5 separate regions of the Homo sapiens genome follow, and regions 1, 2, 3 and 4 are each linked to region 5. A link is a contact called in ENCODE Hi-C or POLR2A ChIA-PET data. All regions are on one chromosome and are shown on one strand. Each heading gives the region's core, a stretch centred on a gene start or an enhancer-like site at or near the end of the contact. The rest is flanking DNA. Distances are from core to core; before and after follow the strand shown.

What was found. Hi-C counts contacts between places; a loop is a spot of excess contacts on that map. ChIA-PET counts read pairs that join two places held with the same protein, here RNA polymerase II (POLR2A). Pooled maps may share reads with other maps.
Region 1: a loop to region 5 is called in a pooled map, with 4 times the contacts of the local background. The contact joins two enhancer-like sites. A Hi-C loop is called at or near these places in 2 of 37 single-sample maps with no recorded cell type and 3 of 50 pooled maps.
Region 2: a map with no recorded cell type shows a loop between it and region 5 (11-fold over the local background). The contact joins two enhancer-like sites. A Hi-C loop is called at or near these places in 8 of 37 single-sample maps with no recorded cell type and 6 of 50 pooled maps. POLR2A ChIA-PET finds 5 or more read pairs at or near these places in 1 of 52 experiments (activated T-cell).
Region 3: a loop to region 5 is called in a pooled map, with 2.7 times the contacts of the local background. The contact joins two enhancer-like sites. A Hi-C loop is called at or near these places in 2 of 37 single-sample maps with no recorded cell type and 1 of 50 pooled maps.
Region 4: a pooled map shows a loop between it and region 5 (6-fold over the local background). The contact joins two enhancer-like sites. A Hi-C loop is called at or near these places in 17 of 37 single-sample maps with no recorded cell type and 5 of 50 pooled maps.

Annotation. Positions count from the first base shown.
Region 1 is chr6:130,624,684-130,627,383 of GRCh38, forward strand. No RefSeq gene overlaps it. Among named protein-coding and RNA genes, the nearest start is that of SMLR1, 200 kb to the right of the region's middle. RefSeq lists a silencer at 1,501-1,795. Within about 2 kb of position 1,313, at least 2 of the 41 ENCODE cell types and tissues checked have a DNase peak (open chromatin) inside an H3K27ac peak, as active enhancers do.
Region 2 is chr6:130,516,188-130,518,887 of GRCh38, forward strand. No RefSeq gene overlaps it. Among named protein-coding and RNA genes, the nearest start is that of TMEM200A, 150 kb to the left of the region's middle. RefSeq lists an enhancer at 976-2,175. Within about 2 kb of position 1,329, at least 5 of the 41 ENCODE cell types and tissues checked have a DNase peak (open chromatin) inside an H3K27ac peak, as active enhancers do.
Region 3 is chr6:129,766,203-129,768,902 of GRCh38, forward strand. No RefSeq gene overlaps it. Among named protein-coding and RNA genes, the nearest start is that of ARHGAP18, 57 kb to the left of the region's middle. RefSeq lists an enhancer at 2,483-2,652. Within about 2 kb of position 1,354, at least 2 of the 41 ENCODE cell types and tissues checked have a DNase peak (open chromatin) inside an H3K27ac peak, as active enhancers do.
Region 4 is chr6:129,881,313-129,884,012 of GRCh38, forward strand. The region is part of intron 3 of LOC105377999 (a long non-coding RNA gene); the gene reads left to right. Among named protein-coding and RNA genes, the nearest start is that of TMEM244, 21 kb to the left of the region's middle. RefSeq lists enhancers at 1,186-1,415, 1,466-1,515. Within about 2 kb of position 1,364, at least 2 of the 41 ENCODE cell types and tissues checked have a DNase peak (open chromatin) inside an H3K27ac peak, as active enhancers do.
Region 5 is chr6:130,259,703-130,262,402 of GRCh38, forward strand. It overlaps a transcript of SAMD3 not described here. Among named protein-coding and RNA genes, the nearest start is that of SAMD3, 38 kb to the left of the region's middle. RefSeq lists enhancers at 661-800, 1,021-1,140. Within about 2 kb of position 1,254, at least 5 of the 41 ENCODE cell types and tissues checked have a DNase peak (open chromatin) inside an H3K27ac peak, as active enhancers do.

The DNA of each region.
Region 1 (2,700 bases), core at 63-2,562, 370 kb after region 5:
ATTCTCTAGTTTTCTGTTTATTGTTGTCATTGTTATTGCTGCCTGTAAGACAACAAATATACCAAAAGCAAGAGAATACTTTCATCTAACCAATTTTTCATGCCCAACAAGTTGCTAAAGCAAGATTGATGAGTGAACGGCTAGAATAATAGGAAGAACAAACTTTTTCCTGCTGGTGGGATAAGCTGGTGCTCAGCTGGAAGCAGTTCTCTAACTGCTGAAAGAATAATGGAAACTTCTCTGGAACATCCTTAGGGAATTTAATACCTGTAAATGAGTGAAAGGAAAAAGGTACAATGTGCACAAACAAGCATATACACATCTTGAAATGAATTCTAGATCCTGAAGCTTAATTCACAGCTGCTAGTATTGAAATCCTTTGTTTAGAATAATTTAGAGCAAATTTAACCAGTAATTAATAAAATAGATTTTACAGTAATTGAAGTTAGATAGCGAAGTTGATAATTATTTTGGAGCTTTAGAATTTTTCTCTCTACAAACTAGATTTCTAAGAATATTCTTTTTTTTTTTTTTTTTTTTTTTTTTTGATATGGGGTCTTGCTCTGTCACTCAGCTTACTGCAACCTCCACCTCCCAGGCTCAAGCAATCCTCCCAAGTCAGCCTGCCAAGTAGCTGGGACTACAGGTGTGCACCACCACACTCTGTTAATTTTTGTATTTTTCACAGAGGTGGGTTTTCACTATGTTGCCCAGGCTTGTCTCAAACTCCTGGGCTCAAGCAATTCACCTGCCTTGGCCTCCCAAAGTGCTGGGATTTCAGGTGTGAGCCACCGTGACCGGCCCCTGAGAATATTCTTAAGATATTTACAGTGGAATAGGTAAAGTGAGTGATAGGGAGTGCTGAAGATAATAAACAGAACTCATTATCTGAAGTTATCAGTAGTTCGGTTTTCTCACAGTTAATCCATATTTATGAAAATAATAAGTTGTCAATCAAGAATAGAATCAATAAAAATATTTATTAATCTGCCATGTTAAGACTACAGGCACATAAAAACAAAGAGATTAATTCAAACATTTCATCTGCATAATACCTCAAACCTGACTATTTAAAAGTGGTTGGGTAATTAAGTAGACATTTCACTTTTTATACAAATATTTGGAATCTTTCCATGCCTAAGGTTTATTTTCTTCATTAAAGTGTTATGATTACTGCCACTTACCTGGGAAATAAAATGTGACAGGAAGTTCATCATGAAATGGAGATGCCATTCCCTGCCTGGGACTATTTCCCACTCTTGTTCCATCTGTACAATAGTCATTCTATAACCTCGGCCCCAGAGGGTCTGAGGTTGGGACTTAGCCTTACCAACCAAAGAAACAACTCCTGGTCTGAGTCATAGAGTCATAAATTTAGTCACATAAAACTGTCATCTTCAGTGACACTCATTGAAAATGTGCCTGGACCTATACAATTTCCTTTAAATTAATTTCAATTTCCAGGGAAAAATGATTCAGAAAGCAAATAACGTTAATGTTCTTCCCACAAATTCAAAATAATTTTGAGAATTTCACCACTATATAGTCAGTTATAAGATGGCAAAATAAAAACATTTTTCAAATTCTTAAAGCAGTGAGATGCTAATTGTTCATTTGTGAAAAGCCAGAAGCCCTGTTTTTAAATAACAGTGCATCAATTTCCAACTTGAAACAGATGTTGGCACTTGGGATGACTCATTATTCTTAACTCCTGTCGGAGCACTTGCCCACTGGGCCTCAGATTAAATTTCAGAACACAGGCAGCAGCACTAACTTCTGAGAAGAAAATGTCACTAGAATGCCATTTCACATCAGTGACAGTGGCTTCTTCAGAAAATTAAGCTTCATTTCATGTCTGCAAGAACAGTGACCATTGACTCACCACTGCGTTAGTTCAGCTTGCCCAATAATAACTACAGAGCTTCACTCTAAAATCAAGTGCAATAGCTGCAAACAAGCTTAGAAACGGGACTCAGACAGAGCACCTAATAACTGCCCTCGCAGTTACTTTTCTTCAAAACTCATTCTACTTCTAAAGATCTATAGAATATGGACATAATTTGGTCCTTAAAGTCTAAAATAGACAATGCAAATTTGGCTAGATGAATTTGATCATTTGATCAGAATCATCAAGCGCTATCAGAAATTTATCATTACATATTATTTTTTACTTAAGCTCAAAGACTTTATTTAAGTTTCCAAATCTTATTTAAAAACACATTCCAAATTAAGTTATGGGAGAGTGAACAGTTCTGTGTAAATTCTAATTTAACTTAATTTTTTAAAAGACGAAGATCTGATCTCTCGATCAGGAGGACTCTCTAAACTTGAAAGCATTGGAAGGTATCAGAAAGGAAAATAATCACTGTATTTGCTTTCCTAAAAATGTAAAATATATGTATCTAAAAAGTGTCATTCAAAAATTAAGAAACATATAAAACTGAGTAAATATTTATGATGAATATTGCAAAGGGTTGCATTCTTAATTTAAATTGATAAATGACCACCAAAATATCATTATACAAAAGACATGAGCAAGAAATTCACAGGTAAGGAAATATAAGTAGCAAGTACATTTAAGAAAAAAGTGTTCAACCTATCAATTAAACTGACAAGGTGTTATCTTTCTTTTAATAAATTGACACTATTTTATAAATATATTATTTTTAATATAAATATCATTTATTCTTGGCATTAGTA
Region 2 (2,700 bases), core at 79-2,578, 260 kb after region 5:
AAAAATAAATGAGGTCTATAAATTGCCTATAAAACACCTAACCTTTATTGTCTCACTTGTTACTTCCAACAAACCTGTGAGATAGGTTGTCTTCTTCATTTTATAGGTAAGAAAATAAGGTACAGATGAACTTGCATAAATAATCAAGTTAATAAAGCAGAGCTAGGATTTAATCCCAGGTGACTTCTTGAAAGGATGAAGTCTTGACCACTAGGTGTTGCTTCCTGTGTGAATTAAAAAGCTGTTGGGCTTTTTTTTTTTTTAACTTTGTGCAATTTTTAATGATTTTTATTCCTTTTAACATATCCAACATCCTTGTTTTTATTTCATGGCAATGGTGTTGAGTTGTGAATGTTCTAATAGAGAAGCCAGTCTAGCAGTCTGAACTCAAACTTGCCATCAATGTTCATACAGTGAGAAAGTGTTATGGTTTGGCTCTGTGTCCCCACCCAAATCTCATGTTGAATTGTAATTTCCAATGCTGGGGGCAAGATGTGGTGGGAGGTTATTGGATCATGCGGGTGGATTTCCCCCATGCTGTTCTCATGATAGTGAGTTCTCACGTACTCTGATGTTTTAAAAATATGTGACACTTCCCCCTACACTTTCTTTCTCTCCTGCCGCCACGTGAAGAAGGTACTTGCTTCCCCTTTACCCTTCCACCATGATTGTAAGTTTCCTGAGGCCTCCTCAACAATGCTTCCTGTACAGCCTGAAGAACTGTGAGTCAATTAAACCTCTTTCTTGATAAATTACCCTGTCTCAGGTAGTTCATTATAGCAGTGTGAGAACAGATTAATACAGAAAGTATCCTCAATTTTTGGTGCATTCATTTTACATTCACATAGTTCCCTGAGCTTTATTCCATAATTTCACTAACTGTTCTCTGTAGCATGTGTGGGATCCTTCTACTAGACAGGAGGCATGTTGAGGGCAAGGACTGTCATTTTCTCTGCTTTATACTCCCAGGAATTAGCCCTGTTCCTGATACATAGTAGGCACTTAATAAATGTTTGCTGAGTGAATAATGAAGGGAAACTCCACCTTAAATTCTTTTCAAATTCTTCACTTTACCAATAATATAACTGGGGCAGAAATCAGCAAAGTCGACTTACCAAAGATCTACATTTATTGTGTGGTAGACACAAGGCCCCTCGAGTCCAGAATCTATGCCTAGTGCTGTTTTCTCCATGGATAACTAAAATCTATGAGTACAAATAGGAAGAAAGAGAGAGTCTGCCTATAGAGTGAAAATTGCAGATATATTCTGTTACCTAGCGACATCATGAGAAGTGTTTCAGTTTCATCTCTCATAAAAACAAAGGACACCATTGTTAGTATCTGACTCACATCAGTGCTGTGACAACGCAAGGTGTCTCAGCACCTGGAAGAAACCAGCAGCATTAGTAAGTGTTCCCATTATAGAACCACTAATGAGGCAATTTGTTAAACCAGCATCCCCCTGCAAACCAAAATCAGACAAATGAGCTGGTACATTTGAAGGTTCAGAAAAAACAAATTCTCAGTAGAAATAGAAATGAGTCTATGCCAGGTATTTGTGACACATTAAATTCATCTGAGGCAATTATCATGACTCATCATCAAATGGAAAACCTAGGATATCCGGCCTGTTCTGCTGGAAAAAGTGGTTGTGAGGGTGCCAGCAGGTAGGATGGTTTTATTTGGGAGGACTCTCCCTTCTCCTAATCCACTGAGTAACAATGCATGACCAGTAATATTTTCAAAGGAACTGTAAGGAAATTGTATTGATACTTATGTTCTGATATGATGAATTAGCAGACGAAGTAATTTCTTAACCTGACACTCAAGTCTTCTATGATCTGATGGCCACAAGTACCTCTGTACCCCGTAATACTCATTTTACTGAGAGAATATCTGCATCTCTTTACTCATGCTGTCTCCTACCTTGCCAACCTAACCTCCTCCTGTGCATCCACCTATAAGACCCCACTCTTGGAAATACTGGGACTTACGCCCTCCTCCTACACTCAGTACTGACCTAGATTCCAGCTTCAGCAACTCTAGCAACACTGCCCTTAACCTTTTGCCTTTGGAAACTTGGCAGCATCATCTTCGAAGGATCCAAACCCAGGCTCAAGTCCAGTGAGTTTTCTCTGGTCCTGTGCCTGAGCAGCCCAGCTGGCACAGCATGGGTAGAGACCACCTGTTTCCTGTCAGCTTCCCAATCCCCCTTCAAAGTACTCAATAAATGTGTGCTGCTAGGTGATGTGACACAGAGAGGGTTTTGTCGGATAGAAGAATGCTGCCACACATCTATTTTTACTTGACTTATTTAACAGTTTGGAAGGACATGCACAATTGCTCTACACAGTATAGATCTGGCCACCCAAGAGATGGCTCAGACTCACCAGGGGACAGGGGACAGCCAGTGCTGAGGAGTGCCTGCCTTTCTGCTCCTGGCTACACTGTGTCCCAGAAAAGACATTTTCTCACAGCCAAAAAGCAAGCAGTCACATCCCTGAAAAAGATATTTTTCTTAACTCTGCACCTAGAAAATCATTTGGAGGATGGTACTAGCAAGGACTGCTAGCTCTTACAGACAGATGACCTCAGAGAAGAGCAGGGGACTGAGGGGGGTGGAAATCCTGTGGTCTAAGTCTTAGCTTAGACTCTAATTGAGATGATAGAACTGTTACTTAACTAGCAGTTTCTTTTTGT
Region 3 (2,700 bases), core at 104-2,603, 490 kb before region 5:
TTAAAACTGCTAAATCTGTGAGGATGGCAAATTAATAGCAATGGAAATTGTAGCTATGATTACATGACATTTTGGACAGGTTTTCTTTGGTGGCACAGAGTTAGATATGTTTATGCAGCTGCTCTTGGCTTCAGTTCCTACAGACCCCTCTTTTGCTTTTTTTCTTTTATATGAGGAGCCATATGAAGATGTTGACTTTCCACAATTTCTATCAAAAATGTTATTTTGCAAACACAAAACTACACTTTGAAAATGTTTCTTTACTTTTAAACCAATGCCTGATTGGAGAAGCCATCCTTTTCAGCACCCAAAAATGACGAGTACTAATTTTAAATTTTTGTTTAAACTTGTGTCTCCTATTTATTCCAAGAGTAAACCCTGAACACGTTTGGGGTTGTGTTGTTTTTTCTTAACAAATAACCAGATAATCATAGTGCGACTATTTCCTCTACTCAGTGTAAGTTCAACGCTGACCAAGGTTGATGTGAATGTCAAGATTAGTTTTTCTCTCTTGGCTGTAACTGAAATCACAATCATCTCGAAAAGGCTATTATGATTATCAGTTTACCTACAAGCATAATGTACCTTTTACAAGAATATCCCAGGAATTATTTTTTAAAAGAGAAAAGAAAGTACCCCTAACCTCATCTTGCAAATGGAGACTTAAATGTTAGGCTCAAGGCAAAATTCTACCAAGTAAATTTTAGAGGCAAGACAGACAGGTTAGTAAGAACACTAATGCTTGTCTTTAACCCCAACCTGAAAAGATTTTTTAAAAATCACACAAAAAGTCCTCTTCCCCAGTCTTCCTTAAGAACAAACTAGTAGAGTGAGGGCAAGGCTAGTTTAAAGACCTTTCCCAGCTGTATATTTCAAAGCTGATATGCGTTGCAAAGAGAAAAGCATGCAAAGATGCTCTCCTTACCGGAGGTGAAAGCATTGTGCCAGCTCTGTCACTACTATAACCATCTTCCGCAAGTGGAGAGCAGGGAACGCCAGGGTCCCAAGAAGTGACGAAAAGCGATAATTAGATCTCCTGCAAGAATCTTCCCTAAGCACTTTCTTCCGTGACACACCTACTTTGTGGCATCTACGCGCTCTTCACGGCTAACCACAATCCTGTCATTTCGGCTTATTCATCCAGCAGCTGCCGGAAGGACCGGGCTGAAGCGTGGCCACGAGGAGGGGGATACCCGTGCGAGCGCTGAGCCGGCAGAGCGGCTGCAGCCCACGGGCTCCTCGGACCCCCGCTGCTGCGCCGCTGCAGCTGACCGTGCGAAAGCCGCATGTTATTGGGTAGAGATCAGCTTTCCAGGAACAGGCATCAGCTGTGCACGAGCCCGGCAGCATCTCGAGACAAGTGCTAGCCGGTGTTGGTGCAAACCAAAGCTTGCTATGTGCTCAGAAAGCGGCCCCAGCTACTGAGCATGCTCGGCTTCTTCCCAGCTGCTGTTATCAGAGCCCCTTAACTGTTGACTTCTGTTGATTTGAGAAAGGGAGAATGAAGGAGTGGGCACGAGGGTGCGATTCGGTGAAGGAAATACCTTAAATTTGGAAATGATCTCTTCCGTATCCCCGCGCCCCTTCCCCACCGCAAAAATAAAATTTAAAAAACAGAGTAAGGATACACTGCTCTGCACTTAGGAAATTTTTTATTGATAGGATGATAGAGATGTTTGAAACCTACCAGCAGCTTTTAGTCTTTAGCTTTCTCCCTGCCCAATTAAGTTGCCTCCGGGATCAAGCTTGTGGTGTAAACTGCGAAAGGGTTTAATCCTAACAGATCACTGTTCCTCGAGGATTAAGTACAGAATTGCCTTGTGTTTGAAGATCTAGGCAATGTGCCACAAATTAATTATCTCTGTACCATCATAATCTGCCTCCTACTAGACAACAACTTTCTTAAATATTTTATAAAGTAATTGTGCTAGTTTTGAAATGGAAATGTTAACCTATATTATAACATACATCTTAAAATTTAAGTCTTCCAGATGGTAAGCAAAATGCAAGCAAAGAATGCCTGGCTGATTCATGACTGTAAACATAAATCTTTTCTTGGGGGCTTGGTGGACGGCCAGTACTCCATAAATGTTCCCGTGACGATGAATTGGTGAACTGATGGGTTAGATCATCTGTTAGTGGCGCTTACAGGAAAGCTGAAGTTCTTGAATTTGCTATGGACCCCTATACTAACTCTTGACCTTCTCAGCTATTTTGGGCTGGTCAATTATTTGAAGATAGAAATACACTATACATTAGGTGTGCAATACGTAAGCAAATGGCTTTTAGGTGCTATTTACATTTTATTATTTTTCTTATGCCTCCTTTTCTTCTTTTTTCGGCCCCCTAAAATGCTACTTTCCAAGTTGAGCCTCATTCAGAGCACGCCGTCTCAGCTACTACTGAAACCAGCAACATTAACTCTCCATGGTTTGCAGATAACAAAATTATTTCATTTTGAAAAACTTTTAGCCAGTCATCTCTGCCAAGTATGTGGAGGGTTAATCTGAGAGGCTTTCACAGCTGAAAGCTGGGCCTGTGAGAGCCCACACAGGACACAGGTGAGGGGAAGTCAGGTATTGAATCCCTAGCAGGTGTCTGGCCTGGCCCATGAATCCAGTTCCTTGGGGCAGGAAAGTCCTCTCTTTCTTCCCTTTTTCTCTGCCCCATCCTGTGGCTCTTTTATTTGTTTTTTTTGAG
Region 4 (2,700 bases), core at 114-2,613, 380 kb before region 5:
TTTGTTGGTTTAAAGTCTGTTTTGTCAGAAAGTAGGATTGCAACCCCTGCTTTTTTTTTTTTTTTTTTTTTTTTTTTTTTGCTTTCCATTTGCTTGGTAAGTTTTCCTCCATGCCTTTATTTTGAGCCTATGTGTGTCTTTCTACATGAAATGGGTCTCCTGAATACAGCCCACTGATGGGTCTTGACTCTTTATCCAGCTTGCTTGTCATCATGATGCTATCTGGTTATTTTGCACATTAGTTGATGCAGTTTCTTTATGGTGTCATTGGACTTTATATTTTGGGTTGTTTTGCAGTGACAGGTACCAGTTTTTCCTTTCCAGTTTGCTCTTGCAAGGCAGGCCTGACGGTGAGAAAATCCCTCAGCATTTGCTTTCCTGGAAAGGATTTTATTTCTCCTTCACTTATGAAGCTTAGTTTTGACTGGATATGGAATTCTGGGTTGAAAATTCTTTTCTTTAAGAATGTTGAATATTGGCCCTCAATCTCTTCTGGTTTGTAGAGTTTCTGCTGCAAAGTCCGCTGTTAGTCTGATGGGCTTCCCTTTGTAGGTGACCTGGCCTTTCTCTCTGGCAGCCTTTAACATTTTTTCCCTTCATTTTGACCTTGGAGAATCTGATGATTATGTGTCTTGTGGTTAATCTTCTCTGGGAGTATCTTAGAGGTGTTCTCTGTATTTCCTGAATTTGCACATTGGCCTGTTTGCTAGGTTGGGGAATTTCTCCTGGATAATGTCCTGAAGTGTGTTTTCCAGCCTTTTTCCATTCTCCCAGTGTCCTTCAGGTACTCCAGTCAATTGTAGGTTCAGTCTTTTTACATAGTCCCATATTTCTCGGAGGCTTTGTTCATTCCTTTTCATTATTTTTTCTCTAATCTTGTCTGCATGCCTTATTTCAGCAAGATGGTCTTCAAACTTTGATATCTTTTCTTCCACTTGGTCGATTTGGCTATTGATACTTGTGTATGCTTCATGAAGTTCTCATGCTGTGTTTTTCAGCTCCATCAGGTCATTCATATTCCTCTCTAAACTGGTTATTCTAGTTAGCAGCTACTCTAATGTTTTATCAAGGTTCTTAACTTCTTTGCATTGGGTTAGAATATGCTCCTTTTGCTCAGTGGAGTTTTTTATTACCCATCTTCTGAAGTCTACTTCTGTCAATTCGTCCATCTCATCCTCTGGCCAGTTCTGCACCGTTGCTGGAGAGTCATCGTGATCATTTGTAGGAGAAGAGGCACTCTGACCTTTTGGGTTTTCAGTGTTTTTTTGTTGATTCTTTCTAATCTTCTTGATTTTGTCTAGTTTCAATCTTTGAAGCTGCTGATCTTTGGATGGGGTTTTTGTGGGGACTTTTTGTTGTTGATGTTGCCGTTGTTGTTGCTTTCTGTTTGTTTTTCCTTCAACGTTCAGTTCCTCTTCTGTAGGGCTGCTGCGGTTTGCTGGGGGTTCACTTCAGGCCCTATTCATCTGGTTCACTCTGGTGCCTGGATATGTCACTCAAGGAGGCTGGAGAGCGGCAAAGATGGGTGCCTGCTTTTTCTTCTGGGATCTCTGACCTCGAGGGGCACCAACAGCCTCCCTTGGCTGGGGTGTGGGGGCTCCCCTGCCCCACTGTGGCTCTCAGGCGGGCCACCTAACCACACTACTCTTCCTTCCCCTCCGTGGATCACTGGAGAGATTTATTGACTTTCTGAAGGTTATATAAGCAACTCAAGGCATGACCTAAGAATAAAATGCAAGCTAATAATTACCAAACCAATTTTTCATCCTCAAAAAGTAATTCAGTTTAATTTCTAGGTTAATTTAAAATTAATAAAAGATGTCAGATGAATAGCTCAGAAAGCTCCTACCTTCTTAATCTACAATCCAAACAATAACATGCTTTAAATAACATCATTTACAAATGAGCTAAAACTGTGTCATCTTCATGGCCATAACTCAGGACACTGGCTGAATTATATATGTCTAAGAAATTCAGTCAGATCAATTTATTGAGGCTTCTTAAAATGCCATGATGAATAGAAAACTTTGAGTGGGAGTTGGGAGGGGGCACCTAGACAGGCTATGTAAATCGAAATGATTAAATCGCTTTGGTCATGTTTCATTATTCTGTGGTCATTTTGCCACAGACTCTATTTCTAAATTTGCTTTCTGGTTTTCTTAACATATTATATAACTGGGAGGCAGCAGTTTGGAGGGGCACATTGGACAGGGAAACCAGGATTCATTCTTGGCTTTCCTACTAACTGAATGACTTGGGATCATTTCTTTAAACTTTCTGATCTGCAGTTACTTCATTTGTCATATAATGACTTATCTTGATGATAAGCAAATCCTACTATTAAAATATAGATATGACCCAGTTGAGTTGATGTGGTGGTTAAGATATTTGACTCTGGAGCCTGATTATAGATTCAAATCCCAGCTACTTACCACTTAATAATCACATAACTTTGGGAGATTTGCTTAACTTATCTGTATGTATCAGTCCCTTCATCTTCAAAACATGAATAATTATAGCAACTACCTCTGAGAGTTCATATGAGAACTCAGTAATACAGTTTTTGCCTGACATATGGTAGGTACCCACTAAATCTTAGCTGCCAATAGTATAACACTCCTTATAAGTGCAATAGAAATGTATTACATGAGATCCTTCAATTCATCTAATCTAGGAAACCTTGGGATTAATGTTTTTATT
Region 5 (2,700 bases), core at 4-2,503:
AACAAAACTTTTTATTTTGAGATAACTGTGCACTCATGTGCAAAGTTATAGGAAGTAACACAGAGAGAGCCTGCCTATCCTTTACCCAGATTCCTCTAGTGATAACATCTCACAAAACTTTAGTACAATGCTAAAAACAAGATATTGACATTAACTTAATCCACTGAAATTGTTCAATTTTTTTTTGTTTTACTTGTGCTCATTTGTGTGCTGCATTTAGTTCTCTGCAATTTTATCACGTGTTTCAGGTATCTACCACAGTCAAGATAAGAATAAGTACATCATCACAAGGATTCTTCAGTTTTTTGGCCATTTTCTAATTAGTCTTTTGAACTATTGAGTTCTTAGAGTCCTTTCTATATCATAGATACAGTCACATACTGCATAATAATGTTTTGTTCAACAATGGACTACATATAGTGAGAGAATAGAGACAGACCCTCTCATATTGTTTTATACTCAGAAAAGGAAAGAGAAGTGAAACTAAAGGCAGGTAGCCCGGTGCCTAGGAACCAGACCCAAAACCAAGGAACCAGACCTGAAACCAGGCCTGGGCCTGCCTGACCTAAGCCTGGTGGTTAAAATTCAACCCCAGACCTAGCAACTGATGTTATCTATAGATTCCAGACATTGTATAGAAAGACATTGTGAAACTTCCTGGTCTGTTCTGTTTCACTCTGACCACCAGTGCATGCAGCCCCTGTCACGTACCTCTTGCTTGCTCAGTTGATCACGACCCTCTCTCACGGACCCCCATAGAGTTGTGAGCCCTTAAAAGGGACAAGAATTGCTCACTTGGGGAGCTTGGCTCTTGAGACAGGAGTCTTGCCAATGCTCCCGGCTGAATAAACCCCTTCCTTCTTTAACTCAGTGTCTGAGGAGTTTTGTCTGCAGCTGGCCCTGCTACATTTCTTGGTTCCCTGACCGGGAAGCAAGGTGATTGGCGAATGGTCGAGGCAGCTCCTTAGGTGACTTAAGCCTGCCCTGTGGAACATCCCTGCAGGGGACTCCAACCAGCCCAAGCCATGCGGATCCTGAGAGCACTCCCGGGTAGGCATTTGCCCAGTGAGACGCCTCACCAGAGCAGTGTGTGGCAGCCCCCTGTGGAGGATCAACGCAGTGGCTGAACACCGGGAAGGAACTGGTACTTGGAGTCTGGACATCTGAAACTTGGTAAGACTAGTCTTTGGAACTTGCCTACTCTGTTTGAGTGGAAGTGTGGTCTGATGACCCACGGTGTACCTTTATCGGCACTTTGGTTTGGTTTTGGTTTTGGTTTTGACTCGGTTTGAATTGCTTGACAGGACTGGTCTTGGGAACTTGCCCACTCCATTTGAGTGGAAGTGTGGCCTGATCACCCACAGCATGCCTTTATTGGCACTTTGGTTTTGGTTTTGGTTTTGACTTGGTTTGAATTGCTTGACAGGACCGGTGTTGGGAACTTGCCTACTCCATTTGAGTGGAAGCGTGGCCTGATCACCCACGGCGTGCCTTTATCAGCACTTTGGTTTTGGTTTTGGTTTTGACTTGGTTTGAATTGCTTGACAGGACCGGTCTTGGGAACTTGCCTACTCCATTTGAGTGGAAGCGTGGCCTGATCACCCACGGCGTGCCTTTATCGGCACTTTGGTTTTGGTTTTGACTTGGTTTGAATTGCTTGACAGGACCGGTCTTGGGAACTTGCCTACTCCATTTGAGTGGAAGCATGGCCTGATCACCCACGGTGTGCCTGTACCAGCACTTTGGTTTTTGTTTTTGACTTGACTTGGATTGCTTGATACTTTGGTTTTGATTTCTGGATACTCTGATTTTGGTTTTGATTTTGATTTGGTGTAAACTGCAAAAGTGTGTGTGTGCCCTTTTTACCCATTCTTTGTTTTGTGGTGTGTGTGTGGTGTGAGCGTGGTGTTTTGTCTCGAAGAAGCATGGGTCAGGCACAAATAAGCTCACCCTACTAGGAACTATGTTGAAAAATTTCAAAAAGGATTTAAAGGAGACTATGTAGTACTATGACACCAGGAAAACTTAAAACTTTGTGTAAAATAGACCAGCCAGCATTAGAGGTGGGTTGGCCATCAGAAGGAAGCCTGGACAGGTCCCTTGTTTCAAAGGTATGGCACAAGGTAACCTGTAAATCCCGGGCATCCAGACCAGTTCCCATACATAGACACTTGGTTACAGCTGGTTTTAGATCTCTCCACAGTGGTTCAAAGAACTGCATTATAAGCCAGGCAGAGAGAGACAGAGAGAGAGACAGAGAGGAGAAAGAGAGAGGCAGAGAAAGAGAGGAAGAGACAGAGCCAAAAGGAAAGTCAAAGAGAGAAAGACAAAGTCAAAGAGAGATATATACAAGTAGTTAAGAAAAAAAAAATGGTGTACCCTATTCCTTTAAAAGCCAAGGTAAATTTAAAACCTGTAATTGATAATTGAAGGTATTCTTCGTAAGCCTATAACACTCCAATACCACTTTGTTGTCAGTGTAAACAAGGGCATATCTCGAAAGCACTGAGGCCTTCCTATCAAAAATCCTTGACCCAGTAACCTGTGGATGGCCCAAATGCATTCAATTTGTAGTGGCAACTGCTTTGCTAACAGAAAAAAAGTAAGAAAAAAAAAAACTTTTAGAGGAAACCTCATTGTGAGCACACCTCACTAGTTCAGTTCAGAGCTATCCTAAATCAAAAAGGCAAAAAAGTAGCT